3 separate regions of the Homo sapiens genome follow, and all the other regions are linked to region 2. Evidence: chromatin loops called from intact Hi-C (ENCODE). Cell type or tissue: PC-3. All regions are shown on one strand. Each heading gives the region's core, and the rest is flanking DNA. Links, peaks and the distances in the headings are about the cores only. Region 1 overlaps LINC01483 (long intergenic non-protein coding RNA 1483). Region 2 overlaps LINC01483 (long intergenic non-protein coding RNA 1483). Region 3 has its middle 18 kb from the start of LINC01483.

Evidence for each region. Peaks named below come from ENCODE experiments on the same cell type or tissue, not always from the same donor. Only the 100,000 strongest peaks of a DNase experiment are listed, where the experiment ranks them.
Region 1: a loop joins it to region 2, with 3 times the contacts of the local background. A loop is called at or near these places in 4 of 110 quality-filtered maps.
Region 3: it touches region 2 in a loop (4-fold over the local background); 4 of 110 quality-filtered maps call a loop at or near these places.

What each region holds. Positions count from the first base shown.
Region 1 is chr17:69,707,099-69,717,421 of GRCh38, forward strand. All of the region lies in intron 3 of LINC01483 (long intergenic non-protein coding RNA 1483), which reads left to right. Among named protein-coding and RNA genes, the nearest start is that of LINC01483, 120 kb to the left of the region's middle. In PC-3, for the core only: no CTCF peak of the experiment used is centred there; a DNase peak (open chromatin) is centred at 4,033.
Region 2 is chr17:69,650,108-69,660,430 of GRCh38, forward strand. All of the region lies in intron 3 of LINC01483 (long intergenic non-protein coding RNA 1483), which reads left to right. Among named protein-coding and RNA genes, the nearest start is that of LINC01483, 61 kb to the left of the region's middle. In PC-3, for the core only: no CTCF peak of the experiment used is centred there; a DNase peak (open chromatin) is centred at 5,004; H3K27ac peaks cover 454 bases.
Region 3 is chr17:69,571,233-69,581,555 of GRCh38, forward strand. No RefSeq gene overlaps it. Among named protein-coding and RNA genes, the nearest start is that of LINC01483, 18 kb to the right of the region's middle. In PC-3, for the core only: no CTCF peak of the experiment used is centred there; a DNase peak (open chromatin) is centred at 4,309; H3K27ac peaks cover 1,743 bases.

The sequences.
Region 1 (10,323 bases), core at 979-8,978, 57 kb after region 2:
TAGCAAATAGTTTATTGGTAAGTACATGATTTCAACGGGAGTAATAAATTCACATGAAAAGGAGACAATAATTAAGTCAAAAGAATAAATACTTACTAATCGTCAGAAAATCTGTGGCCATTAGGGCTGGCACGTAAAAATCCAAAATCACTCAGAGGCCAAATCTTAAAGAAGATTCGTCCTCTTATTAGTCCATACGGAATAGGTCCATAGTACCTGGAATCCATAGAATTCTGTAGATTATCACCTTCTAACCAAACATGACCCATTGGCACCGCAGGTCTGTTCTAGAATTCATTCAGTTTTTAGGGAAGTCACAGGGCTTCCAGAAAAAAAAAAATTAAAGCATGTCTTAAAGCATAGGTGGGTGATCCATTATTTCAGGAATCCTCGGGCCCTAAAGAACCCTGAAGACCCTCAGCCAGGACACAGGTGGGCCTTTCTCACCTGGGCCCCACCGTATATTTACCAGCTTCTGTGCTTCCTTATTGCCTGGGGCAATAACTTACCTGGCCGGTCCTCCTGCAGGCTGAGCTCACACCTGTAGCCAGAGCCACAGGCAGGAAGCGGTGCAGACAGTTGAGGCAGAAAACCATGAATGTGTGTGGCAACTGCCCCCTGATGCTGCAGGTGACCTTCAGGGTGGGCTGAAGGATGTGTGCATGGCACTGACATTTTGAAAGTTAGGCATGGGAGCTTGGCCCTGATGTGCTAAAGAGCAGAGATTCACTAAATATTTTTGCACACTTTAGTATCTTGAAAGTAGTGTTTCTAAGCACATGCCTGGCAGTATAATGGAAGTTACTTTAGAGTAGGTAGAGACCTGAGGCAGTGATAATGGTCCAAGTATAAAGGCCAGAGAGGCTGCAATAAGGCACTGGTCATTACAATGCAGAGGAAGAACAAATACAGAACATCATTTACACTTTTTCTTTCACTACTATATACTATTCCATACTAAGAATGTACTGTACTACGATGAATCTCACAAATACAGCATAGAGCATCAAAAAGGACAAGGTGCAGGAGAAAATATATGGTATAATGCCATATAAAGGTAAAAGCGTGCCACTTACATATAGTTTAGAGACACGCATTGTGTGATGTGGGTAGCAAAAGTATAAAGAAACTTATTAGAATAATAAATTCCAAATTCAGGACAATAATTAGCTTCTAAGGGACAGAGAGGAGATATAATTGGGAAGTGGTTCTTTGGGGCTTCAATCATGTTGGCCGGCCTTCCTTCCTTTTTCTCTCTGTCTCTCTCTCTCCCTGTCTCTCTCTCTCTTTCTTTCTTTCTTTTTTTCAGAGTCTCACTCTGTCACCCAGGCTGGAGTGCAGTGGCACGATCTTGGCTCACTGCAACTTCCACCTCCTGGGTTCAAGCTATTCTCCTGCCTCAGGCTCCCAAGTAGCTGGGATTATAGCTGCCTGCCACCACACCCGGCTAATTTTTGTATTTTTAGTAGAGATGGGGTTTCACCATGTTGGCCAGGCTGGTCTTGAACTCCTGACCTCAGGTGATCTGCCTGCCTCAGCCTCCCAAAGTGCTGGGATTACAGGCATGAGCCACCTCACCCTGCCCACTTTATTTCTTAAGCTGGGTGGTTGGTACATTGCTGCTCATTTTGTAATTATACATTTTTGGCATTTCTAAATGAACTCAAGATATGTTTTAAAACATGTTAAAGCATAGAACTTGATGACTCAGGGTATAAATAGAAGAATGAGAACTAGCTAAGTTGATTCCACAGGTTCTTTTTTAGAGGGATTTTTTGTTTTGTTTTTTACTTTTAACTGTATTCGACAAATCATAGTTGCATATACTTATGGGGCACAAACTGGTGTTATGATTTTTTCAATATAAAGTGGAATGAGGAAACTAAGTGAATTAACATATTTATCCACTCAAATACTTCACCTACTTTGTAATGAGAGCACTAGAAATTTCCTCTCTTGAGATGCATAATAGTCAATTATCAGCTATATTAAACATGATGTTCTATTGATTAAAAAAAACTCAACTTAGGGTTTTTACAATATGATTTAAAAATTATTTTTTTCACACACATGTATACACATATATTGACATAAGACAACAGTAAGGAAATAATTCTCATGTGTTATATCTTTCTTGCTGTCTATACTGAAGCCCCAATAATAATATTTTAATTAACTAGTGAGTTGTAATTTCCATTTGCAAAGGATTATAGAAGGCAAAAATCACAGAATTTAGAGAAATAAATGATTAAAGTAATTTTTACAAAAATGTCTCCAAAAATAGCACTATTAAGATGAATTTTCCTCAAACGAGCCAGTCACAGAGCTGCAGCTAAACATTGTGAACAGGTTTTTATCATCAGCAGCTCCAAGGGGGAGCTGTGAACCTTCTTTCTTGTACCAGTTTTCGAGGAATAACAGCATAATCTGCCTCTGTTCTTGCACAGTAGGGCTAAAAATGACTACTTATACAATAGTGCATGATGAATGACACCACCAATGAATGACAACTACAAAAGAAACAGTATCAGTGTATTTTCCGCTAGTTGTGGTTTCTTTTAACCACTGCCTGTCTCTGCTCTCACTGACTGTTAGTGACGTCAAAGTAAAATGCCCATGCTAAGGGAAAAATGGAAAATAACTCCGAGAACATACTGAGTTTCTTCACTTGCAATTAAATCCTTCAACGTAATGATGTACCAAGGCGTACCAAGAAAGACAAATAACTCAAATCATTTTAAGAGCACCAGTGTTTTCTCTGAGTATTTGTGAGGTAATGCTGAAGACAGCAATGCAATTCCACAAGAAGAAAGTCCTGACTATGAAATTTTTATAAAATGAAAGTCAAACCTGTTTTTCCCTCCGAAAATTTATGTACTAAAATTTATGCAACACCATTTGTCGTTTCGTTGGACTTTGAATTTTGCTGTAATTTTTATGGGAAGAGGGACTGCATTTAGTAAAACCTAAAAACTTAAATAAAACTGCTTTTTTTCTGCAGCCAAATAAAATAAAAACTTAGGAGATTTGCTGAGAAGACATGTCTGGGGTTTCTGGTTAGTTTGTCACAAGACAAGTCAGAAAGACTTGTCAGAATCAAGGTACAACCAGAAAATCCAAGTCCTCTTATTCCTCTCCCTTAGTTTTAACTTTGCTTTGCTCTTAGAGAATGGGAAAATAATAACACTAATCTGGATATGGTGTTTTTGATGACACTGGAGAAATGAAATCTCTTTGTTATAAACTTTTTGTAGTCAAAAAGAGGGTTTCCTGAGTTTTCCACTGTACCGGGAGTCATCAACCTTTCATAAAGGGAGTCTTGAGTTCATGATTTTTGTCTTGCATGACAGGCATTGGGAGAAGGCTGTAGTTGGGGCTATTCTTTCTTCATGTGTAATTACCCCTAAAAAGATTACGTCTATTAGTCATTGAGACCTTACTGTGAGTTAATTTAATTGGATCATTAAATTGCTTTTATCTTTACAAATGGCAAGGATCAGAACACGTATTGATCCTTAAATCAACAAATATTATAGTGAACAATTTGGGCTGAGGCATTTTACCAGGACTTAGGCAATTTTTTGGCGGGGAGGAGGGTGGGGAAGGGGCATGGAAAAGGGAGGGAAAACATGGGAGAATGAAGTATTTTGGGTGTGTACTTTGGACAGCTACAAGATGGCAGAAAGAGTGAGATATTTAGGATTTTGGAAATGCGGGGTGTGACTGAGTTTGTAGGTGTGCGTGCATTTGGGAGGGGAATACTACCGTCTGGTTCTGGGGCCATGAATACTAAACATCCTACAGTTGCAGTAAGATGACACAAATAATTGTCATGCCCACAGGCTAAGTGTGCTTTTGTTGAGAAACTGATCAAATACACAAACTGAACTGGGGAATCTACACTTCTATACTTTGTATTTTGCTCAGAGCCTCGGTGGCAGTAATAGAGAATCATTGACTAATTCATCTAGTGCCTTAAACCTTGGTATTTTCATAGTTTGTTGTTGCTTGCACTGGAGTCCAAAAATCAATGAGTCAACTGAGAGGTGAATCAAAGCAAAGTCAGCAGCAAGGGCAGGTGACTAACTTGTGCAAAATATCATCATTGATGTCCAAAGCAGCAGATCTGTATATTGTAAAAAAAAAAAAAAAAAAAAAAAACCCGTATGATTTTGTAAGCAAGCCATCAATATCTAGTAATCCTCTATCCTACATTTTCTCCTCCACTAACCAGCTCCATACCATTTCCTTTTAAACATCATTGACAAAGAATGTTTTAACTTAAAAAATGTTAGCAATACTGTAGATATCTGAGGATAGTGATAAATCACTGATAGCCTATGGATTAGGCATTTTCCCAGTGGAATCAAGACATTAAATTAAACCACACATTGAGTGATAATGCACCTATATGTAGCATTTCTAGTACCTACAGTTAATGAAGTGGTTTTAATCATTCATTTCACAATATTAACAGATTGGGACCAGAGCAGCCAGCAGATGTTTTCAATTTTGGGCCCTTTGTTTGCTGTGGAAGATGCACCTTTGCTGAGCTTGGCTGCTGAATGGACGGCCCTCGCTGAGCTTGTCAGCCTTAACACTGGTTAGTGATTTGTGTTGGGCTATTAAACGCAGAAGAAAAGCAATGTGGTCTTTTTTTTTCAGGGAAAGAATAGATGGAATGTCCCTGAATAAATACTAGAAGGGCATTATGACTTTTAAAAGTTGGCTCGGGCAAGCATCACTTACTAATGCCTGGGAGGCCCCTTGGAGTGGAATAAATCATGGGTAATGATATAATAATTTTTTAAAAAATATAGTGTGGAAAACCAATGTCTACTTGCAAATGTCATATCTAGTATCCAGGAAACTAACATCACCACATTTTAAGAAGGGTCTGTGTATCTAAACTAAAAATAATTCTTAATAGCCTTTGCTAAAAACAAACAGATAATTTGACAAACAGACTGCAAACAAGCATGAAAAGGGAATAGAGCAGTTTTTGCCTTTGATTTTAAGGATCAGTCCTGGTAGAAGGAGCTGATGCCCAAAATATTCCATGCAATTTCCTAATACTTGATTCAAATCCTTTGACGAAGAAATGTATCAAGGTTTGTATAATTGCTGAAAGAAATTTAAAAAAAGAAAACACAGCCCCCTCCACTACCAGCAAAACTATCAACCAAACAAAAACACATTGAAAACAGCACAGATGTTTCTAATTGCTTGAGCAAACAGCCTATGTTGAGATTATTTGGTGAATACCTAAAATGTGGTATGTTCTTGTCCTTTATCTGCTAGGAAGGTCAAAGCTGAATGAGGAACAGTAGCAAAATATTCAAAGTGTCTCCTGGTGACACAGAAGTGTAAGTTTCTGAGCAACCTTGAGGAATCAAGTAATAGGCGAACACCAGAACATCCAAGCATCAAGCCAAGGAGGCAGTGGGCTTCTAGGTATCTTTCCTGGTTTCATATCATGTCTTTATTCCGCTGTCTGACAGCAGAGAGCTCAACTGGCGTATATTCTCTCTTATCACAATTTGGATGATTTTCTTTGACTTTAACAATATGTACAAGGAAACTCACATCTTTATACCAACACCAGTTCTTTCATAATATTGGAGTTACCAAATAGATGGGTGTTGTTTAAAGGTGAAGTCGGAGATCTCATGAAGCTGAGAAGTAAACATAGTGAATCTGTGTCTATACAGCTTCAGATTCTTCCCCTGAGCACAGAGTCAATGGAAAATATTACAAAAGTGTGAAAACAATTTCCCACGGGAAAGGAGGGCCTAAGCAGTGTCTTAGAAGGTTGCCACAGCTCAAGTTTTTCTCCGTGCAGCAGGATGAGGGCTAAGCTTATCAACTTCAGCTTTATATTTCTGGGGAATTAATCAAACTGGCAGATTACAATGATCTCTCAAGAGAATTACTGTATGAACCCTTTGATAGATGTCCAGTTACTCAGGATTACATGAAGTTTATGAGTTTCTCAGGAAATTAGGTGTGACCCTTATTTTGCCAAAGTTAATTGCCCTTGCAGTCTTGGTATATTGCAAAACCTATCACCAGTAGGAATTTGATTGAAGTGGCTTGGCCCCAAGCTGTTGCACCAATTGTGATTTGGGGTTAAGAGATTAAAGTGGCAGAAAGGGTAGGGAGAAAAAAAATTAGAAATTTGATACAGGGCTTTGCAGATTTAATTTTAGCTCTGAGAAGAGAGATGCCAACCACGGGCTCATTCTCAGTTTAAACCAGATTAAGAATGATCTCAGATTTCTCCCATCTTTAAGGGTTTAAGATTACATGATAATAATGACTGAGACGAAAAGCAAAAGGTCAGAGGCAGAAGGCCAAATTGGTGAGGCTGGCCTGGGTTGATGAGCAGAGTGGCCAGGATGGGTTTTAGCAGACCTGACCCTGCCTCCGAAATATCTCCCCCAGTTCATTAGTCTAGTAATTTGTCCAGGTGTGACTCTGGGTGGCATGGTGTTCTAGCTGCAGCACCCCACTGGGTCCAGTCTCATTGGGCCCATTTTTGGGTGGCAAAACAGAACCAGAGGAATCATCAATAGAATAATAAGGAGTTTGGGTTCTGGAGAGAGAATCACTAGATACAAAATCCAGGTTTACTGTTTGCTAGAATATTAAGGAAATGACTCAACCTTTCTGTGCCTCAATTTCCTCATCTGTAAACGGGAATTATAAAGCACCATCTCATAGAAATTTTTTAATAAGTAAATTCATTTTATTTTCTTACTGTTTGCACCACGTGGGAAGCAATTTTATATTTCATTCACTGCGGCATCCCCAGTGCCAGAACACTGCCTAACACAAAGTAGATGCTTGATATTTGTTAAAGGAGTGGATAAATGTAGTGTTCCTTGCAATGCCTGGGACACATTAAACCCTTAGTCAATGTTGGTTGTTTGCGTAATTTTTCTTTAAAGTGAGGACTTTGTTTGTCTTTCTACTTTCAATACCCAGCACAGTGCTAGAATACAGAAAGAAGATGCTGTGTGAGGGAAAATAATACTCCAATCCTCCAAAGATGAAATTAGGGTTAAAACGCTGGAAAAATACCTTTTCTGTGTAACTTAACCTGAGATAGTTTTCCATTTACAATTCTCTCTACCAACTCTCTTGGAAGAACACAGTGTTTGTTTACAATGATTTACCTCCCTTAAGGAAATTCAGCATAGTAGAAGGTCCACTACGCAAACACCGTTAGGTCACTGTTCACTTTTGCTTATAGCCATGGATGTCCAATCTTTTGGATTCCCTGGGCCACATTGGAAGAAGAAGAATTGTCTTGGGCCACATATAAAATGCACTAACACTACCAATAGCTGATGAGCTAAAGAAGCATTGCAAACAAAAACTTCATAACGTTTTAAGAAAGTTTACAAATTTGTGTGAGGCCACATTCAAAGTTGTCTTGGGCCACATGCTGCCCTCAGGCCACAGGTTGGACAAGCTTGGTTTACGCCATTAACATTCAGGGAGATTCAATGCTGTGTTTGGTTAAAAAAAAAAAGTATTAATTTAAAAATATTCAGGTCAGCATGATTAAAATAGTCACAAGTTACTTCTATAGCTTTATCTGTTGTATTAGCTCTTTGCAGGCAGCTGCAACTTTGAACTGGTGAATGCTGTTTCTTAGTACAGTCATTCAGTGATGTGTTTTCAGGATCTGAATCAAAAGAACATTTTTCTGCAATCTACACAAACCTGTTTGGCACGTGCTCTTGTTTATGGAAAATCCAAATGTATATTTGTGTTCTTTTGGAAGGGGTGGGAGTTGGAAGGGAGCTCACACAGGAGATTAAGACTTTATCTTTCCACTCGGCAAGCTGAATTCTTAAAGTCCTATCTGATTTCATAAAGTAAGCAGAAGTTGGAGCTCAGTCTAGACTCTGGCTGACCAGCAGACAAAAGAAAGGTATACACTCAGCTGAGGGCCAGTAGCAGACTCTACTTGAAGGATGATCTGGAGTGGAAGAAGAAATCGGGCCACGATGAAGATGCCTTTTCCTTCACTGAGTAACTACCCTTTGCTGGTCACTTCATACATACTATCTCATTCATTTCTCGTTACTCCAAGAGGTAGCTATGACTATGAAAAGTACACAGATGAAACAGGCTCAGAGAGCTATTTGCCTGATATTCCACAGCTGAGAAATGGTAGCATCAGGACCACAATAACATGTAACACATCAAAATATATTTTTTATAATTTTCACTATGGAAAATCTCATATGCATAGAAGAGTTGAAAGCACATCACAATTAACTTTCCTGAACGCATCGCTGAGTTTCAAAAATTATTAACTCATAAACAATTCTATTCATCTCTACCAGCCTTACTCCAGTCCTTCCCCACATAGCAGATGCTATGATGTGTTATAGATAGCATATTTCATTATATATTTCCAAAAGAGAAATATTTGTTTAATGTATAGTGAAAACATCACTTTATACCTAAATTAAAACAATGATTTTTAAAAACTACCATCTAATATCCAGTTGGTGTCTGAATTTGTTTGATTATGGGGCTGTGATTTTAACACAGGTCTACACTAAGAGTTTGAGGTACAAGCGTGTGATAAGGTTGGTAGATGTAGTTGACCCCCTCTGAAAATCTTGCCACAACAATTTTGTCTTAAATTCTTCAAATAGAAACCTGCCTTTGGGTCCCTTGGGTCCCTCAGAAGCAAGTGCCTCATAGGTTTCTGTATTAGTCAGATTTCTCACTGCCATAAAGAAATACCTGAGACTGGGTAATATATAAAGAAAAGAGGTTTAATTGAGTCACAGTTCCACATGGCTGGGGAGGCCTCAGGAAACTTACAATCATGGCGGAAGAGGAAGAGGCACATCTTACATGGTGGTGGGTGAGAGAGAGTGAGCAGGGAAAACTGCCTTGTAAAACCATCAGATCTCGTGCGAACTCACTATCACAAGAACAGATGGGGGAAACCGTGCCCATGATCAAATCATCTCCCACCTGGTCCCTCCCTCAACATGTGGGGATTATGGAGATTACAATTCGAGATGAGATTTCGGTGGGGACACAGAGCCAAAGCATAACAGTTTCCATTCTGTGTTTAACAAGACAGATGTAACAAGTAAAGGACACTAGGAAAATATATGATTCAGCTCCTTGCCTCAGTCCCTCCAACAGATAATGGGTTTCTGGTGGAAGAGAAGAAGTGTGGTATGGAGAGGAAGGGTGACAAATCATTCCCCAGCTGTAAAAAGGTAGGCATTTTTACTCTAAGCCAGGAAATAATATAACTCATGATCACGTTGTTCTTGTCAACATGAAGTTAAGAAATGATTATGTAAAGGAATAAAACATGATCTGTGTTCTAGCTGTTTAGTTGGGTTTTATTGCCATTTCTAATAAAAGATTTCAGCTAAAGCATTAGATCAGTAGCCTTTGATTTCTAAACTTAGGTAGAAATCCAGTTTTGTTCTTTGATTCTCTTTCCGTGCATTCCTGGAATTCATGAGTTTTGCCCTGAACTTTCTGGAAGCAAGGGCTGAAGTCCGGACATGACTTTTCAATTAATACAAACCGTAGTCTCTGGTTCTCCTCGATGTTAGCATGTGACATGACTGGAGGCCTTTATTTTGCTTAGTGCAGTGACCAAGCAAATGAGTGCATGCTCCTGAATATTTAACAAGCGTGACAGCCTGTGTGGCTGGAGTTGCAGCTGGCTATGCTTAGCTTTTTAATCTAGGTGCTTTCTCAACTGATAATGCATGTTTTACCCCATTAGACTGGATTTTGTCACGTCACATCAGGAATGTGATTGTGCTTTTGGATTTCAGGCAGGGAAAAAGAGTTACACACAAGACCAGCTGTATAATTTGCAGGGCCTCGTGCTGGCCTTGTGTGCAACTATTCAAACATTAAGAATTTCAAGGAACCATCAGCAGAGCCCTTTTAAGATTGGAGACTTGTGTAGCACATATATGAAATTGACTCTGATCACAGAGCACATAGCATCCAGCTGGAAACGAACAGGTTAATCTTTGTGGTGCTTCTAAAATGGGGGAAAATAACAGAGAGCTGAGAGTTTAACTCAGTTTAGTTGCAGAGTTATAGATGACAAGCAAAGGGTCCAGTGATCCAAGACGGTCCAGGTGAGAGTAGTGAGAAAATGTCTCAGGTCTCCTGAGATTATTTTGACTAAGTTCATGAGCATGTTCCCCTAATCTATGTAGGTTAGACAGAGCAAGGTCAGCAGTTACCTGGTGGTAAATTAAAGCCCAGGTAACAAGTAAATACAAAGGCAAGATCAAAGCAAAGGCCCTG
Region 2 (10,323 bases), core at 936-8,935:
ATTTCAGTTCTTTTGGTTATATCCTTAGGAGTGAAATTGCTGGATAGTATAATAATTCTATGTTTAACTTTTTGAGGAACTTCCTGTTTACCATAGTGGCTGCATTTTTACACTTGTATTACCAGTTTACAAGGGTTCTAATGTCCCCACATCCTCACCACCACAGGTTATTTTTAGTTTTTGTTGTTGTTGTTGTTGTTGTTTTGTTTTGTTTTCATAAGAGCCATCCTTATGAGCATGAAGTGATACCACACCGTTGTTTTGATTTGCATTTCCCTATTAATGTTGAGCATCTTTTCATGTGCAATAAGCACAGTGAATAATCATTTGTGTATCTTCTTTGGAGAAGTGTCTATTTAAGTCCTTTTGCCCATTTACAAATTTTTGTGGTTGCTGTTGTTGAGTTGTCCAGAGTACACCCTTATATTATTTTTTTTGAGACAGAGTCTCACCCTGTCACCCAGGCTGGAGTGCAATGGCTCAATCTCGGCTCACTGCAACCTCCACCTCCCGGGTTCAAATGATTCTCCTGCCTCGGCCTCCTGAGTAGCTGGGATTACAGGTGTGTGCCACCACACCCGGCTAATTTTTTTATCTTTGATAGAGATGGGGTTTCACCATGTTGGCCAGGCTGGTCTCAAACTCCTGACCTCATGATCTGCCTGCTTCAGGGTCCCAAGTGTTGGGATTACAGGCATGAGCCATGGCGCCTGGCCACCCTTCTATTATTTTAACTGCTCTTGTTGGCCATGCACCGTGCCAGAAAAATATACATTTGATCATCTAGCTTATTGGAGAGCTTGGAGGTCTTGAAAAACCTTCACTGGGTGTAGCATATTCTGTTATTCCCACTCTACATTCCCTCAGGCCTGATCATGGTTCCAACTCTTTGACAGCTTTCTTTGGTGCACAGGGCATTCTGGAAGTGCTTGAGAAATAACTCCCTACCTTGACAGTCTCAATCAATGACTGATGGGAATTAGTGTATAATTAACTAACTAGGATGGGATAACGCTGAGACACAAATTCTACACTGGCTCCTAGAGCTCCGCAGCAGGATTATGTCACATTTACTCTCAGTAGTAACTACCTTAGTAATGCACCTTTTATTTATTTTCCTTTCCTGGCTCGCTTTCCCATTTTTCTGGCGTTTCCTAGCATCTCCTCCAAACGAACAACTTACACTTGAGCCCTTGTCTCATGATCTGCTTCTGGGAATCTGAACTAAGGGAAGCACAGATTATGTGCAGGGCACAAAGAAATAGATGTATTGGATTTGGGCAGAGGGGGGAGTTTCAGCACATTCCTTCCATTACTGTCCTTCCCTAGGATCTTCTTCCTGGAGGCCCCTTTCCTTGTTGGGGTAGAATGGGAAGCACATTAACAATGCCTTACTTACCAGACTATCGGTGGGCAATTAAGCAGTGGTTGCAACTCTCAGTGACATAATAAGATCATTTACTCTTGTTTTCCATTGCAAACTGTTTTTGGCGGTCTAATTTTTAGTTTCCATATACTTTCCCAATACAATATTCCTTAGTTACATCAGAGAGTGGCTTAATATCAAAGGCTGGACATTGTCTTAAAATAAGATGGTCTTCCAAAGTTTTGAGTGATAGATAAGTATGACCTTATAGTTAGGAATTTCACAGGCAATTTGTCATTCGCTCTTTGGTACTATTATGATTTCCATCTTAAAGATGAGAAAACTGAGACTTAAAATAATATTGGAAACACAGTAGGCACACAATAAATCTTAAGCTTTATTTTTTATTATATTGAAATTTTTGATTCTATAACATAAATGTCATTTTAATCAATAAATGAGACAAAGACAAAAGGCTCACTTATCAGACCTGCTTTTGGAAGAAAAGTGGAGGGAACAACTAATTTGCTAGTTAAAAGACTCAGGTTTCAAATATCCTGACGTTTTTAATGTAGGCAAAAAAAATTATAGCACAAGTATAGGATGTGGGAGCCCTGGCTAGACAGCAGTTGACCACAAATTTTATATGAGCCAACAGTGTGATGTGGTTACTCTAATGCAATGTCCAGCATCATTCTATGAAGGCATCTGTTCAGAAAATGGGTGTATTCCTCCTTGGTCAGGTCAAATGTGTTCACTGGAAGGACCAACATTTTAAGCGAGATGTTGCTGAAGTAGGAAGCTAGCAGAAGACTTTGAGAATGGTGAAACATTCTGGAAGCCCTGCTATCTGAGAAACACTTGAGAGCACTAGTATTAACTCACCTGGGTCTGAGAGATACAGTCCAATGATGAGCTTGGGAATAAGACTGATCTGCACTGAATTTCAGCTTCTCTACTTTGTAGCTTTGTGACCTTAGACAAGAGACTCTCTCTGTACTTCAGTTCCGTTTTCTTTAATAGGGGGAAATAATTCATGCCCTCATATACCCTAGAAAGTCCAAATAAGAGACTATCAGCAAAATAATTGGCTCATACCAGGTGTACAGTAAATATCAACCTTCAGTTTTTCAGATAGTTGGAGAATTGTCATGTGTATTAGTCCATTTTCAGACTGCTATGAAGAAATTTCCAAGACTGGGTAATTTTTAAGGAAAAAGAGGTTTAATGGACTCACAGTTCCACATGACTAGGTAGGCCTCACAATCATGGCAGAAGGTGAGGGAAGAGCAAAGGCATGTCTTACATGGCAGCAGGCAAGAGAGCATGTGCAGGGGAACTGCCCCTTGTAAAACCATTAGATCTTGTGAGACTTACTCACTATCATAAGAACAGCACGGGAAAAACCCGCTCCCATGATTCAATTACCTCCCACTGGGTCCCTCCTCCCCGACACATGAGGATTATGAGAGCTACAATTTAAGATGAGATTTGGCTGGGGACACAGCCAAACCATATCATCATGTGAGAAGTGGTCTTTCCTTTGAAGACAAAACTAGGACTAGTGGGTAGTAATTACAAGGAGAAAATTTCAGTTCAATATTACGACTAACCTACTAATAATTTAATTATCTTACAAAATGCAGATGCCTAAAAATATCAGGCTTCTATCTGGAACATCTGAATTGTTTGGCCAACTCCCTACATGGCAGACATCAAACATAGTGAGGTTAAAGCAGAATTCTTGGGTTACTTTTATTGCCTGGAAACCTAGTCATCCCCCAGTTTTCTACATGTCAGTAACTTGTACCATCTCCTGCTCAGGTGCTCAAGCCAGGTATCTTGACAGTGCATGTGATTCTTTTTTTTTTTTTTTAACTCATCTCCACCCCATGCTGCAAAGTCGACCTAGCCAGTTGTGCCAATCTAACCTCCCCAAAGCATAATCCAAACTCTTCCACTTCTCTCCATTTCTTGCATTGCCACCACAATCCAAACTATCAAAATCTTTTCCCTGATCTATCATAATAGCCTTATAATTGGTTTCCTTGCTTCTATTTCTGCTGCTTTGGATTCTATTCTCTCTACATGAGCAATATTTTAAAATATGTTGTTTAAAACTGCCTAATAGATCTGATTGTGCTTAGAATAGAACACACAATCCTCGTCACAGCCCACAAAGCCCAGCATTGAATGATCTCTGCACCCATTCCAGGCTTGTCTTTCAGTACCCTGAACCTAGCCCATCATCTCCAGCCTGCTTATTTATTTTTCCATGCCAAGCTGATTCCCACCTTAGACTCTTCATCTTACCTATTCCTTCTGCTTGGAAAACACTTATTTCTGAGCCCCAATGTCATATCCTGCAATAGACCATCATTGAATACCCAGTCTTTAGTAGCTATCTACACACTCTCACATTATTCTGTTTTAATGCTTTGAATTATACTTATCACTATCTTATGATTTTCTTGTTTATTAATTTATTACCCACACCTAAAAATATGGATTTAACACATAGATGCATAAACAATGAAACTAAATGCCCCACAAAATAGCAGGTCCCTTATCAATGAGAATATACAAGCAGGCTTTCTTTGGTGACCATATACTACCAGATGTTGTAGAAAGGATTCCTGCCCTTATCAGAGGTCCAGCTAGATGACCACTGGAATTTCTTCTAATCCGCAGATCCTATGATCTTCTTGACAGTTTCCATCTTCAGCAGGTCACAAGCTGTTTTAAGTGTGAAAGAATTAGTGTTTTTTTGCATATTTAAAAAAAGAAAGAAAAAAGGGAGGAAGAATGAAAGGGAAGAAGAAAAGTTGCTCTAGGACAAGTATGTTTGAAAATGGATGCGCGCGCACACACAAAATCAGTTAATTAGCTGATTTTTATGAATTGACCAATGAATTTGGTCGACTATTAACTAATTTTAGTTGGTAGACCTGAGCTAAATAGCACATAGACTAATAAATACTGGCAGTTACGGATATTCATTCACACATCAGCTTTTACTATGAGCAGTTTTCTTACTATGTCGGTCTCAGATGTTGAAATTTGTGCTCTTCTATAAAAATCAAAAAGCAGAGATTCATTCTTTTCCATGGACTTCATCTGTTCCTTGTTTCAACTGCATAAATATTATTTACATGTCATGGGTTTCTGACCTCTATTGGTGGAGACCAAATCGATTACCCATGAGCCGCTCAATTTGCAATCATTTAAAATTCCACTCTCTCTGGCACAGAAAAAGAACAATGGAAACTTGTCATAGTGCTCTCTTTTTGGTTTATTTCCTTTCCCTCATTTTTCTTTTTTATTTTCCCTTTTCTTCCCCACCAGTTTCTCTTTTTCATTTCTTCATGTACCAGGAGTCCCTAAGGGACATTCAGATCTTTCAGCAGCCATTTCATTTTTTATCACAAAATTAAAATGTCAGATCCTTTCAAGAACCCTTCAGAGTTACAAGGTCAGTAAAGCCCAAGTCTGCTGAATGCAGGTGTTCCAGTCTTGAAGGAGGGGACCAAGGAAAGTGACTGTCATGTGAGTGGTGTGTGGTTTATCTACCAAGTGGCAACATCTCTCACTCTCACTATGTCTGCACTGCTCTGAGGGTAACCTGATCTGTCTTTAATCTACTCTGACCACAGAGCAAATGTTTTAAATAAAATCTCTGCATGAGTGAGTCACTACTCTTCTGGCTTTTGTATGACATACCAAGGACTGATGGTTTACTTTGCCTGAGTAACAAAATTAATATAAGAGAAACATTTTTGTTATGTGGTATCTTAAAAAAAAATACAAAAAGAAGAAAAAGGAGACATATGGACCTGAGCAGTGAAATTTGGATGAAAAAGTTCCACTTGACACGGAGAAAATATTGAAAAAAAATGTAGTAAATGCTTTTTTGGCAGAGAAGGACAAAAAAAATCAGCAGGAAGAAGTAGAAAGAGACACTTTCACTGAACAGCTGCAGTGACTCTAATACCACTTATGTAAGGTCCTAATCTTGAAGCAGCTTATTTATGTTATCATTTAAAATGTGATACATTATCTCAAAAGTTTTTAAATCTATAGGTGCTTGTTTATTTGGTAGAGTCTGCATTACAATGGAGGGACATGCTCGTGTTTTTGTGGGTCCTAGGGAGGCTGGATTAGAGCTGAATGCAGACATTCAGTGGATGTCTTCCTCTGGCTCGGATAGATGAGGTGCTTATGGCATGTACAAGTTTCCATGCTATTTTGCCTGACCCGAAGTATCCACCGTTTGAAGTATCAGCTCGGTTTTCATGGGTTCTGAAGCCCAGACCAAATGTTCTACATCGAATGAAAGGAGTGTGATCTGAAGACGGGCAAAGTGTCCTGGGGTGCCTCAATGATCTCTTATGAGTGAACACTTCATGATGTGTGCAGTATAGCTTGTGTAGCAATTTTAATTTTCCATGAAACGTTTCTGATTACAAAATGAAATGGAACTGTTTTTGACCCAAATCTTTCTTTACCCGAAGAAGACACAACCTATAAAAACAAAGCCACTCTTTCCCAGGTTGGCAAATCTTGCATAAAAATAGTCCCGTGATAAAAATGGCAGACCTAGCTGAGGCCAAAGAGGGAGGTGAACCTTAGCATTCAAGAGAGGACAGGTTTAGAGTTTCCTTCTATCTCTGTAGCTATGACAGTTATTGGCAGTGCGATCTCGGGTGAGTTATTTTTCTGCATAGAGACTCATTTCTCACATCTCAAAGTGGGCTAATTCTGTCTGGTTCCCTCCATACAGTATGGATAACTGCAATTATGTATGCACAATCCTAGCATATTTTTATCATATAATCCATTAATGACTAAGTATGATGTAAGCTGTAGGCTTTTTTTTGGTAGATGATTTTTTTTTGATGATTTTTAGCTTACATAGGGACGTGTCCAATTAGGGATTCAGTAAATGATATTATATTTATTATAAAATATTTGCTGAGAGCATCTTTCAGGAGTCCTTTGTCTCCCTTCTATCTGGTATGATATTCGTATGCAACATTTTATTCTTCAACTCAAAGTGCAGTGTTTGATGCTCTTTCAGTGATAGCTCTACACTTTGTTTCTGAAGCAGGTGCAAAACTTACTGTACAAATTCAGAGGAAAGGTTAGATTATTTTTACAAAAATTTAATTAAATTTGACTCTCAGTTTCTAACTTGCTGGCTTAGCAGGGAATTGACTGTCAATCAAAACTGGGGTTCCTAGGGAGTTGAAGGAAAGTTCCCGGCATCTTAGGCAGTATAGAAAACATTCAAGGGCTAACCCTGGTGTGGGCCCTTGTAGAGGGGCTCTGCTGCTTCTCTGTCTGGGCATTGGCATCTTTGGAAAGATCAGGATTGCTAGTGTTCTGAGTGAAGCCTTCCTAGGTTGATCCATTCAGTCTACTGAGGCCTGGTCATTTTCTAGGAAGCTGAGAGGAAACAGGTTTGGGATCCCTACTAGTCATAGGACTCAAGGATCTCTGTAACATACCTGAGTTTGGGGAACTATACATTTTCCTATTTCTCTCTATTCCTAATACTTCATTTTCTTTAATACTTCTCTCACTTCTTTCACCCTATATGAAATACACTTACTATGATCTACTAAAAAAAAATTTAGGGTTTTGAAGACACAAGCCAAAAAATGAAGTTGTCTTCAGACAACTTCAGACTTCTGCCTTGCAACAGGAACACTGTCAGACAATAGAGCATGAAAGTTTGACTATTTCCTTGCAGGGAGAAATACAGATAAACAAAACACACACTTTTATCATTGCCAATAAACTTGCCACATGCCAATATTGAGGATGATCAAAAGGGGCATTTTGAAAATGTTGGTTTCAATTTACTTTTTACAAATTTAAAATGAGTAGAGACATTCTTTACTTAAGATTGGTAGTGGGTAGTTGGAGAAGATAACTCAGAATGGATTTTTTAAGTAAACTTTTAAATTTTGGAATAGATTTAAATTTACAGAAAAATTGTGAAAGTAGTCCAGATGGTGCCCCTATGTCATGTGCTCAGTTTCCCCTATGATTAATATCATACATTTAGCATGGGACATTTGTCATAACTGATGAACCAATATGTTGATATATTAACTAAAGTCCGTATGTTATTCAGATTTCCCTCATTTTAACCTAGTGATCCTTTTAGCATTCTATCTAGGATATCACATTATACTTACTCATGTCTCCTAGTGCCTCTCTTAGCCGTGACAGTTTCTCAGACTTTTCTTATTTTTTTTAATAGCCTTAACAGTTTTTATTTATTTATTTTAATTTTTAATTTTTTTATTTTTTTTTGAGTCAGAGTCTTGCTCTTGCTCTGTCATCCAGGCTGTAGTGCAGCAGTGCGATCTCGGCTCACTGCAACCTCTGCCTACCAGATTCAAGCAATTCTCGTGCCTCAGCCTCCCGAGTACCTGGGATTACAGGTGTGCACCACCATGCCCGGCTAATTTTTGTATTTTTTAGTAGAGACAGAGTTTCACCATGTTGGCCAGGCTGGTCTTGAATTCCTAGTCTCAAGTGATCCACTTGCCTTGGCCCCCCAAAATGATGGGATCACAGGTGTGACCCATCACATCGGTCCAGCCTTAACAGTTTTGAGGAGTAGTAGTCAGTTTGTAGGGTGCATCCGTATGCAATTTTTATGATGTTTTTTCAGTTATACAGGTGTTACAGATTTTGAGGAGGAAGAACACAGAGGTAAAGGGCTATTCTTATTAAATCATATCAAAGGTACATGGTATTAACATGACATCACTGTTGCTGCTAACTTTGATCACTTGGCTGAGATGAGGTTTATTAGGTTTCTCTACTATAAAGTTATGCTCTCCTTCTCTCCCCACCACAGCCAGCTTTCCTTTCTTTACTGTTTGGAAAGAAGTCAATATATGTAGCTTACACTTATGGGATGGGGAGTTATGGTCTATCTCTTTGAGGGGAAAATTATCTCTTATTCCTTATTTAGTGTGATATTATGATTTATAAAAAGAAATATATATTTGGTCTTCATCCCCATTTTCTGGCATATGGCACCTAAAACTCTTAAAATCCCCTAACTGATGTGTGTTTTTGCATGCTAATGAGATGGTTGATGGCTCGTGGCTCCTGAGGAGCCTCAGGATGGGGGCTAGTTACAGGGAAGGCCAAGCCTGTGATCAGAGGACTGAGGTTTTCTTTTCTTTTCTTTTCTTTTCTTTTTTTCTTTTGAGACGGAGTCTCGCTCTGTGGCCCAGGCTGGAGAGCAGTGGTGTGATCCTGGCTCACTCAACCTCTGCCTCCTGGCTTTAAGCGATCCTCCTGCCTCAGCCTCCTGAGTAGCTGCGATTACAGGAATGCACCACCACGCCCAGCTAATTTCTGTATTTTTAGTAGAGATGGTGTTTTGCCATGTTGGCCAGGCTGGTCTTGAACTTCTGACTTCAGGTGATGCACCCGCCTCGGCCTCTTAAAGTGCTGAGATTACAGGCGTGAGCCACCACACCCAACCAAGGAGGACTGAAATTTTCAACCCTATCTTCTGACCTCCAGATAGAGGTGAGAGGTTGAAGGTTCAGTTGACCACCAGTGGCCAATGATGTAATCAATCATGACTATATAATAAAGCCTCCATAGAAACCCACAAGGATAATTTTCAGAGAGCTTCCAAAATGGTGAGTATGTTAGTGACCAGGTTCAAGATGCCTGTGTGCAGCAAGCCAATTATTGAGATGACAGGTTTTGGAAAAAAGAAAAGATTTTATGCACAAGGCTGCCATGCGAGGAGAAGGGAGAGCAAATCTCATATCTGCTTCCCCAAAGATAGGGTTTTAAAGATATTTTTGGGATAAAGGTGCAAAGTGGTCCAAAACACGGGGAAAGGTGATTGGGGACAAGGAAAAGCAAGGTATGCTTTTCCAGCAGAACCAACCCTTTCTCTTCTTCCTCTTCTTCCTCAGTCTACTCAACATGAAGACTTTTTAAGGAGCCACTTCCACTTAATGAATAGTAAATATATTTTCTCTTCCTTACGATTTTCTACTGGTCTATTTTGCATTGCTATAAAAGAATACCTGAGACTGCATAATTTATGAAGAAAAGTGGTTTATTTGGCTCACAGTTCTGCAGGCAGTACAAGCATGGTAGTTGCATCTGCTTGGCTTCTCGTGAAGCCTCAGGAGTTTACAATAATGGTAGAAGTTGAAGGGGGAGTAGGCATGTCACATGGTAAGAGAGGAAGTGAGAGAGATATAAGTCTTCTTTAAGCAACCAGCTCTTACTTGAACTAATAGAGTGAGAACTCACTCTTCACCAAGGGGATGGCACTAAGCCATTCATAAGGAATCCAGCCTCATGACCCAAACATCTCCCACTAGGCCCACTTGCAACATTGAGGATTACATTTCAGCATGAGATTCGGAGGGCATGAAACATCCAAACTACATCACGAGGTAATTGTTGATGTGCCATGTGTAGTCAAGCATCGTGGTTCTTAATAGAGCATGTGTTCAGAAAATGGTGGCATTAGCATGTTCCAAGGGAGCACGTTTTGGCCCTCTGATGTCAAAAAAAGTCACCTCTTGGGCATTTGAGCAGGCCCACTCAGAGAGTTGGTGGTTTCAACTACCTTTAACCAGCCTACCCCCAACCCCCAATTCCTGAAAAACAACTCTAAGCAGCCATTACCATGGAGATGTATATGTCAGAGATGTTATCTATAAGAAAGCTAGTGGATTGCTTAGCTATGTAACTTTTAGCTGCATATGTTTTAAGATTAAGAAGTGACTAAAGGCAAGCAAGGCAGATTAAGTTTGATGGGCTTAATCAGGTTAGCCCTTGGTTTCAAATAGGTGAAAGTGCTGGGAGGGTGGGATGGCTGGAGAGGGCAAAGAAGCTTCATGCCCCTTTCTCCATACCCTGTCTTATGCATCTCTTCCATCTAGCTGTTCCTGAGT
Region 3 (10,323 bases), core at 1,208-9,207, 79 kb before region 2:
CTAATTTTTGTATTTTTAGTACAGTCAGGATTTCATCATGTTGGCCAGGCTAGTCTCGATCTCCCGACCTCAGGTGATCCGCCCACCTCGGCCTTCCAAAGTGCTGGGATTACAGACATGAGCCACCGCACCTGGCTGTGAATGCACTTTTTAAATTAAAAATACAAACATACAAACAAAAGAAAACAAAACAAAAAACACCCTCTCTGTGTAAAGCAGCTTAATTATCCACCAATTCTTTGTTATTGTAGAGCAGTAGTTACGCCCCTAAGAGAGATGACCGCAGAGAATTACAAAGAAAAAGCCTGCTGACCTATATACATGCTTATTCCTTATTTCAACTGACAATATGGAAATGATAGAAGATACTCCCTTTAGTACCTATGGATTTTCCCACGTTCTTTTATAGAAACTTTGGGGTCCCTCAAGATGAAAAAAAGCTATCCTCAGATCCTCACTTACTCCTGTAATACAGTGAACATCACAGAGTAAAACAGAGTCTGAGCAAGATCCCTCTTGGTAAATAGTCTGCTGCTGAGACTGCCCCTTGGCACTTGGCCACTGTGACACCAATTTCAAAAGGTTAGATCTAAATGGCAAATGTTCTTAAAATATCCTCTTAATTATCTGTTGACTTTAAAAATCATATTTAACAGTAGTATTCATTTATGTCCTAAATGGGAATTGTCTTGTTTTTCTCTTTGGTGCCCTTGATATTAAATTGCTGTGGTTTGGGGAGAATTCTAAGTGGACCCCGTTTGTTCTTATTGAGGGTGGGCCTTGAGGCACATACTGACTTTCTGTGAATTTGTCTGTCTACAGAGCAAGGGGTCTGGGTGACTGTGTCAGAATGTGGGGTAAGGTGTGGCAGTGTGTGGGTGGGGATTAGAAGCCTCCAACTTGCCTAGGAACATCTCTCCATTCTTTATTCTTGAGCCAGACTTACAATCTGAAGAGTACTCTCTGCGTACTTTGAAGAAGGCGCCATGATGTTTCTTGGGGCGGTACACACTTGCAAATGAAAAGTCATATTATACTTGGTAGATTTCTCATCACTTATGGTTATTTAAGCAGATGAGAAGGAATTCTACAAAATAAGTACATAGAAAGGCTGACGCGATGGCTCAATGCCTGTAATCCCAGCACTTTGGGAAGCCGAGGCGGGTGGATCACGAGGTCAGGAGATTGAGACCATCCTGGCTAACATGGTGAAACGCTGTCTTTACTAAAAATACAAAAATTAGCCGAGTGTGGTGGTGCATGCCTGTAATCCCAGCTACTCAGGAGGCTGAGGCAGGACAATCGCTTGCAGTGAGCTGAGATCGCGCCACTGCACTCCAGCCTGGTGGCAGAGTGAGACTCCATCTCAAAAAAAAAAAAAAAAAAGTACATAGAATAGTCAGATATGAAAAAAGGCACAAATTATACTTTGTATAGTGATTCCTCTACTCATTCTTGATAAACTGTAGAATACTGCTTCCCTTGTCACACAATCCTTTTAATTAAAAAAAATGCAATGATATGCTTGCTGAATTTTTATAAGGAAGATTCTTAGGTCAGCCTTTGACATGGAGACATGTACTCGCTGAATGAATAAATCAAGATAGAAAACCTTATTTATTTAGCCAGAAATGTGCTGTGCAGCTCTTCCCTGGAGCTCCCAGAATTTCCCAGTAGTGGATCTCATAGAAAGAATTCACAGGTGAAGCTTCAGCAGAAAAGGAACCAGAAAGATAATCACTAATGTTCTTTTCCTCCCCTCCCTTCGTCTCCCCTCCCCTCCCCTCCTATCCCCTTTTTTCCCTTCCCTTCTCCTCCCCTCCCCTCTCCTTTCCTTCCTTCTCCTCCTGTCCCCTTTCTTCCTCCCCTCTTCCCTCCCCTCCCTCCCCTCTCCTCTCCTCCACGTCCCTCCCTCTCTTTCCCGTTTTCTTTCTTATTTCTTCCTCTACTCCCTCTTCCTCCTCCTTTAAGAAATGACATAATTTAAGACACTGCTGCAGATGATTTAAAACATATATTTACCTTCCTTTTTTGGATATGACCTAAAAGGAAAAAGTGATGTAAAGGAAGAAAACGACAGGTTAGAATAACTCCTCCTCCTCCTCTTCTGGTTATAAAGATTGGTCTCCAGTAGCATAATATGAAGGGAGCTGGAGATGATCTGCTCAGTGTCAGGGTGGTGTTATGTGCTTGTCTGAAAAATGAAAAGATGATTTAATCTTGTGTATGTGTTTTAACAGGATTAACTTCATGACCCCATGGAGAAGGGGTAGAGTAAGGATCTCACACCAGTGGCCTAAGGAAGTACAATTATGGAAACTGGAGGGTGTGTGCTAACTACCAACCAGTCCGGAACTTCAGTTGTGTTCATAAGGGTCCACACAACAACCTTCACCCTTGCCCAGGCTGTAAACCTCATCTGGGTTATTCTGACTCTCCATCCTGAAGTTATTTTTCTTCCCCAGTGCAGTTGAGAACTCTTTCATCAGGTCAGCAGGGAAAGGCATACGAAGCAGGATAATCTGGAAATGTGCTGGGAGAACTCTTTTTGTCCATGAGCTAAACATACCTTAATAACCTTGCCTTTAAAACAACAAACAAACAAGTAAAAAGCATACATAAGAACCAGAAACAAAATATTAACAATGACAATAACCAAACTAAACAAAAACAAAAACTATCTTGTACTGCTCCGGGTTGCAGGTTTTTAACATAACTAAGAAATTGTTATTAAAATAAAAGATATTCATTGGGAAAATGTAGATAAGCAAGTAGAAAAAGATGAAACACAGTCTTAGCATTCAGAAATAACTCTGGTTATATTTTTTGGGTTTAGACTCTCAAAGTGTGTGTGTGTGTGTGTCTTTCTCTCCTACACACAACCAATACAAATATAAATTTACCAAAATGAAAACATATTTGCTCTTATTACTCTTAATAAGCATACTCATTCTTTAATAACTGCAAAATATGTGATCATATGAGTGTACTATAGTGAATGTAACTGGCTATTACTACTGTGTATGTAAGATGTCTTGCATTTTTTCTTTCTTATAAATTGCTTTATAAAAATTGTTCTTGTAGCCAAGTGTTTGTGACGTTACAAATGTTTACTTAGGATAAATTCCTAGAAGCAGGATTTCTATGTTAGAGGTTAAGGACATTCTGAAAGCTTTTGTTGTTAAGTAATGCGAAGACACCAAGAGGTCTCACCCACACATTCTTTTGTCAGCAGTATATGAGATGCCTAGATTCTCACTACTCCTGAGGGTAATCATTGAAGTTAAAGGAAATACTTAAAAGTGGATTTTTGAAGAGGAATGACTAGGCAGTTTAATTCTGCCTTTTGGAACATTCAGACTTTATTGCCAGACCAGTCTTTTTCGGGAATTCACTTGTTACCAAATGACTTAGAGTCACACTGAAGGCTGAAGCCTATAAAAGGGGTCACACCGATGGTATTGTTCATTCATTTATAAGAAAGATCACGTCTTTCTTGCTTTATTCAAAGGAGCGGAAGCTGGCTTGCTTCCAGCTGGGATATCCTGATTGGAAGTCAACTCGGACAGTCAGCTTTGCTCCTTCCTTACCATCCTCTTAGTGCAAGTTCCTCAAAGAAGACTGATGTGTACACAGTCTGGTTTGCACATATACAATGCATCAAACACATGATCTGCTTTGCTCATCCTGTGTGGCTTTGGGGTCCAAGGGGAGGGGAGAGGAAAGAGGCTGAGAAAATGGGCATTTCTTCCTGGTAAGTCCATATCAAAGATCAGTGTTTGGCTCACCAACAGCTGCTACACTAATTATTCATCTTAATAACAATGAGTAACGATGTTTAAAAATCCCGAGTGCCTATCAACACTACATTTAGTGCTATACAATATGCTTAGCTCAAAGTCCTCATTGGACATTTTATAATAGCCTTTAAAATAATACTTACATTTTCAAAGCCCTTTACCGTGGATGAAGTGTTTTCATATTGATAAGTGAATGTACGATGGGTGGTCAGATTTGGTGGTATTTCATGCTTTTTACCTGTGTTTGAATAGTGCTCAATTTCAGGCCTTCTGACTATTCCTTCTGTTTCATGTCTACTGTTTAAATCCTTACTTAAAAAAAACCAATGATGGGCTCAAATCTCTTATCGTATTTCTTAATGGGATGGGATAAAATGAAGGATGTGGTTAGCTGTGATGACACATTTAAATAAATAGAAAAAATAGAAAAGTCAATCATGTGGCAAGATATGCTTTCACTTAGTGCCTTGTCCCCTGGAAGTCAACATGAAAAAGTGCTCTGGGTCTTGGATTAGAAAAAGCCCCAAACATCTTTCATGCATGGCTGGAAGTGTAAGACTCGTTATCCTGGCTCTAATCCAGTGCAAAGGGGAATTTCAAGAGCTGGTTCACATATTTGTAATTTTCCAGTTTTGAGCATACACTTCCTATCCTGGCCATTTGTGCTTTCTGGGGGAAGCCAGCAAATTGCTTGTGCAGAGGGAAAATGCTTCTTGATATCTTAAAACCGTAAAGTGCTGTGGGATATTTTTGGATAAAGAGTTGAGGGAGATCATTAATTTTGTAACCACTGTGTTGTCATTAGCACAGTTCTAGGCTTACAATGTTTTATTAGTGTGGTTTGCATGATTAGTTTACTTGGAGAATTATTATAAATTATTGATGCTATCATTCTGCTGTGGGGAAGCCTAGCGAACTGGAGGAAATAAAAAAGGCATAGATTTTGTTGTTGTTGTTTTTAATCCTAGTTTATGAGCTGCAGTACTCACTAAAGTGCTTTGGAAATCTACTAAAAAGTTTGTTAATTCAGGAAAAAAGATACTGGTTCAGAGGACCACCAGAGGAAGCTTCAGGGAGCAGAGGGGCTCCGGAAGGTCTTTAAGCAGGAAAATAGTACTATGAGCAACAAACTACCTTGTTTGATTGAAATGGAGCATTTTCTAAGAAGTTGAAAGGCAATGGGGTCAAAAAGATAAAACTTTTTGTCATTTAGCTAAAAAGTTTAAGAGTAGCTTTCAAGGGCCAGGCGTGGTGGCTCACGCCTATAATCCCAGCACTTTGACAGGCCAAGGCGGGCAGATCACAAGGTCAGGAGATTGAGACCATCCTGGCTAACACGGTAAAACCCCGTCTCTACTAAAAATACAAAAAAAAAAAAAAAAAAAAATCAGCCGGGCATGGTGGCGGGTGCCTGTAGTCCCAGCTACTCGGGAGGCTGAGTCAGGAGAATGGCGTGAACCTGGTAGGTGGAGCTTGCAGTGAGCCGAGATCGTGCCACTGCATTCCAGCCTGGGTGACAAGAGCGAGACTACGCCTCAAATAAAATAAAATAAAATAAAATAAAATAAAATAAAATAAAATAAAATAAAATAAAATAACTTTCAAGAAGCCAGAGCTAAGTGCTAGGAGAAATCTCCCAAGAAGATGGACACAGGTGATGTATCCTACATAGTAAGCCACATGGCCCATCATGGCTGCTTGCTGCATGAGAGGCTGCCCTTCTTGCAACTAAACATGACGACCATGACTGGCCAGAACCCTTGCTGGAGGAAGGAGAGAAGAGCAGAAGGCATTTACATAAAAGATACATCAACACTTCTCATTGTGAAAATATAAAAATAAACCCAAAGCCCTTGTTGGTGGCCGACCCTCAATCCTGGCACTGTTGCTGGATTGACTTATCCTTCTAGATGAGCTATGCTCTTTTGTGATTTGGGCTTTCTGTAAATGGTATCCCACTGCACACCCAAACATAAACGTGCTTGTAACATGTCAAGTATCTCTTGAAGCTCTTTCTGTATAAGTATACTCAGAACCACTTTTAATTTTAAACTGCAGATTGCATGTTATAGTAGGATGTACTCTATATATGTGGTCATTCTCCTGTAAATAGACAGTTAGGTTTTTCTGATGCTGCCTGCCAGATGAGAACAATGTTGTGGGTTCCAGGTGTTTAATGTCAGTTATTTTCTACCCAGTCAGGTGAAGAAGTGATATTCCGCGAATGTCTAAGGTTGGCTGGCCAGCAGAGTTTGGACGGTTGAACACACTTTTTGGTTCTGCCTCTGCATGGGTAAGCGCGTAAGACCCGTGTTGTTGCTTCTACTTAGCCTTAGAGGAAAATGTCTTAACTACAGTGTTGAGGGAACTATGTTCCCATCAGGGGACACCTGCATTTATTCCATAGGACAGTTACGTTATGTTAATATTTTTCTGATTTTCCTCTCCTTTCTGTAAGGGTAAAGGAAAAAAAACTTTTAACCTATGTTTTAGACTTCAGTGAGAACCCTCTCCTATATTCATACTTTCATTACTTTTCAGTAGATTCATAGAAACATCTATGTAGACTTAACAGTTTGGCCATTAGCTTATGGTAAAGCTTAGGACATATTCTTCCTAGCCTAAATGTGAGTATTCATTTGTGATTTAAATGACTGTGTTGCCTTTTTGTTTTGTGACTTAGACAGGGCTGATACCGGTTATGGGATGTGTGTATTATCCTAGCTCCCATAAAAGGGGCTGATTTTCCTACTAAAATCATTAAAGAAGCAAAACCTATTATGGGAAATAATGATTAGATCACAACATCCTCGATAAATAGAGAACTGGCTAGTTAAAATGACCTAGTTAAAAATGTTAATTTTGTTCATGGGTTTTAAAGTTTTATATTCCTGTTTAGCAGGAAGGGAGAATTTATTTAGGACTGAATGGAAGCTATTACAGGTGGTATTATTATTATAGAGTAACCCATGAAGAAGGATATTTTGTTTAAGCCTTCAATATCATACAATATTAAGTATTTCATAAACAATAAAAATAATCTTTTCTCTGTTGACTTTGGTTACTGATACTATTTGAAATAGAATAATGGGTTCAGTTCAGGATATCTGAGAGCAAAGATTACAAGGGAAAATTGCTGAAGATAAACCCCCCTCTCCTGCAATCTCTAAGGGCAGAGTTTATCTTGTCTGGTCTAACTCATCTGGGAATTTCAGACCTCTGAAAAAGTTCTGTTTGGAGTGAATGATTGGCCTTGAATTTTGACCTTTATAACAGAGATAACTTGGATTTTTTGGGAAATTTGATGATGATGTATAGTGAATTTTCTTATCTGGGAAAGATGAGTTTTTGAAGTGTTGTTATGGAATGGGTCTTTCTGGAAGAGTCTAGTTTTGATTCAAGCTAGCTTCCCAAATGCTGCTTGAAATCATAACATCTTGGAGAATGCTTGTACTGCTCTTAAGTAGGCAGGGGATCTTTGCTTATTCCCTGGCAGCGATGTATGGCATTTCCAGTTACTCAGGCTTAGGAAATAGAGCAGTTTTCTCCCGCAGGACTCAACTCTGCACTCTGCAAAAGAATGGCCTCTTTAGGGTACTTTGGATTTATTGTGCTAGTTTAAGCAAGGGGCACTTGACTGGGTATGATTTACTTTGTGTTTACAAGAGAAAAACAAATAAACAAACTTCCGTCTCTATTAGGTAATTGACAAATGTTTATGGAGTGTTTACTGTGCACTTTCAATTGTGCCATGCCCTTTTGGGGACATAAAAATAAATTATCGGAAGTTTCTGAATTACTTTCCCCCCAAACACCATTCTCTTCTCTAGGCAGGACTTTCCATTTAACTGTACCTAAAAATCCCAAGTCAGATAATTTTTGAGATTGTGTCTGCCTTCCCAGAAACATCAGCACATCTGGAGCTGTGGCCTTGGGGTTGCTTGAATTTGACTCCTTGCCCATTCTTCATGTCTGTGTTCTGGACCCCTTGCAGGTCAGCTTTTTGTTTTGTTCCTGTCTACTGCTGGCCTCTTCAGACCTTGCACTTGTCCATATGTCTGCTCCTGTCTGTTCCAAGTCAGGTTTCCAGCTTCACTGTCATTGGATTCAATTCCTATCAGCTACTGGGTCTGCTCCTGTCTTGGCCTTGCTTTGGTGACCCCCGTTCTACTCTTGGGCTCTAGATTCTCTTCCTTCTTTTAGCTCACAGCTTGGTGTTGAGCCATGGTTTATACCCATCATGACTTTATCCAGCTGTTTTCAAGGGGAGGCTGGGCAAGAGGATGTGTATGCCTTGGTGAAAAAGTATTACCTCTTTAGGGAAACTGGTTATACTGTCCAGGATACCTGTGGAAACACATCCGTGACATTAGTTGTGGCAATAGCATGGCGGTGAGGAGCACATTCTGGAATTAGGTAACCTTGATTCTCTGTCCTTTGCCTCCCATCTGTGTAGCTTTGTAGGGGTTATTAATCCTCTGTTTCCTTGTATGTAAAATTTGAACATGACAAATTTCACAGGGTTGTTGTGAGCTAGAAGATGCATAGGATATCCTTAGCATATAATAAATGCTCAGTAAATAATAGCTATTGCTTTCACTATAAATGTCTGGGGAATTGCAAGTAGCTTGGAGTTATTATTGCATGCTTTAATAACGTGGAAGTTATGCTACAAGCTTTGGTTAGTCTTTCTAATTTATTACAACTGATATATATTAGGTATTTTCTATGAGCAAAGGGTTATGTCAAGCACTTTCCAGGATGTAAAGTATAGAATATGATTTCCCTTGAAAGAGGTTGCAATTTATTAGGAAACAAACAAAACAATTTTATTAAGAGGCCAAATGTGATAGATGGTGCAAGGGAGATGCCAAGTCTAGTGGGAGCAGAAGGAAAGAATGGGGTGTCTAATGACTCAGAGAACTGGAAAGCGCTCCGTCAAGTAGAGGACATCTGAACTGGACCTTGAAGGATGTGAGTATTTCTGAAGACAAAGAAGGGAGATGTAGGAATTTGAGTAGGCAGATATTGAGGTAAGAAGGCATATTTAGGGTAAAGTAACCTTGAGCAGGCAGATATTGAGGTAAGAGGAAATATTTGGGGAAAGTGGTCTTACAGTGTTATTTAAATTGGGGATCTTTGTAAATGTACAATTGGAGACCATTGTATGAATGATCTCAAATGTCAAATGTCATGGCCAACAAATTTAGACTTTATTCTATGGCAAGTGGAGAGTGTTGAGCAGCAGAGTGTTATAATCAGGTCACATTTAAGGAAAGATTGGCTGGAATAGATCCTGAGATGAACTGGAGCTGCTGTATTAGACCTGGAGGCAGTGGGAAGCGAGAACAAATTATTGCATTTGTCTAGGTAGGAGGAATCCTAGATCGTATTAGGATATAAGAGAGAAAACATGTAAGAGTCATTTCAGTGGTTGAAGCAAGAGGACTGATTGAATTTAGAAGGCAGGGAAGGTGGATACATTGGAGAACTCATTGGAGTCTGGGAGTCTGGGAAAACAGTGACATCATTAACATAGAAATGGAAGGAAGGAGAAGGATAAAGAAAGATGATCAGTCTTGTTTAGTACATATAGACGTGGTATCTAGGACTAGTGGCACATTCTGGTGGAAATATTTAGCAGCCAGTTGGAAAGACCTTGTAAGGTAGCACTGCTCAAATCCCGTTGGGATTTAGTTTGTTTTTAAATCCATGTAGGCTAGAATCCTTCTCATACTTCTTGTACTCAGTATTTTTTTTTTTGCGCTATTCTCCTTAGCAGCATCTAATACCAGTTTTCCCCTTTGGAGGTTTGCCCAGTGGTGCAGTTAGGGAAATAATGATAATGATTCTGCCTCGTGTGTGTGTGTGTGTGTGTGTGTGTGTGTGTGTGTGTGTATTATAGCTCAGTCTATAAGGGAACGTGCAATCTTTAACTTATCTGACCTCTGTTTTCTAACTTGTAAAATACGATGAATAATAATCACCTTATCTATCTCCTGGAATAGTTGTGTGTCCAAATTAGAATGTGACTAAAAACACAATTAAAGTGCTATATAAATAAAATGAATCATTCTTATACTCATCATCAAAGTCCTTAGCGGATGTCTTTCGTGTGACTTTTAAACCCATTCTCCCATTGCTTCCTATAAAGTAGGAAATCACCCAATGAGAACTCCTTTTTTTTTTTTTTTTGGCATTAGCCTGTGAATCATAGACTTATTTCTTCTAAAGTGACAATTAAAAGCAAAGAGAAAGAAAGCCCAACTGCATAAACACATCTATTTATATTTTAAACTGAAAGTGCATTCACCCAAACCACAAAACCCCAAATCAACTTTTAGCTCCTTCCGAGGCCATGTCCAGTCCCTGGGCTCTCCCGGAGGTGAACTGCTGGGAAAGTGTGTGGGCTTCAAGCCCAGGATCGACTCAATGGCTTCTTCCTCTCCCCTCCCCACGCCTTCCCTCCAGCACACCTGTTTGCAGAACTTCTTCCTCTCTTGCCCAGGCATTTTGATTCTGG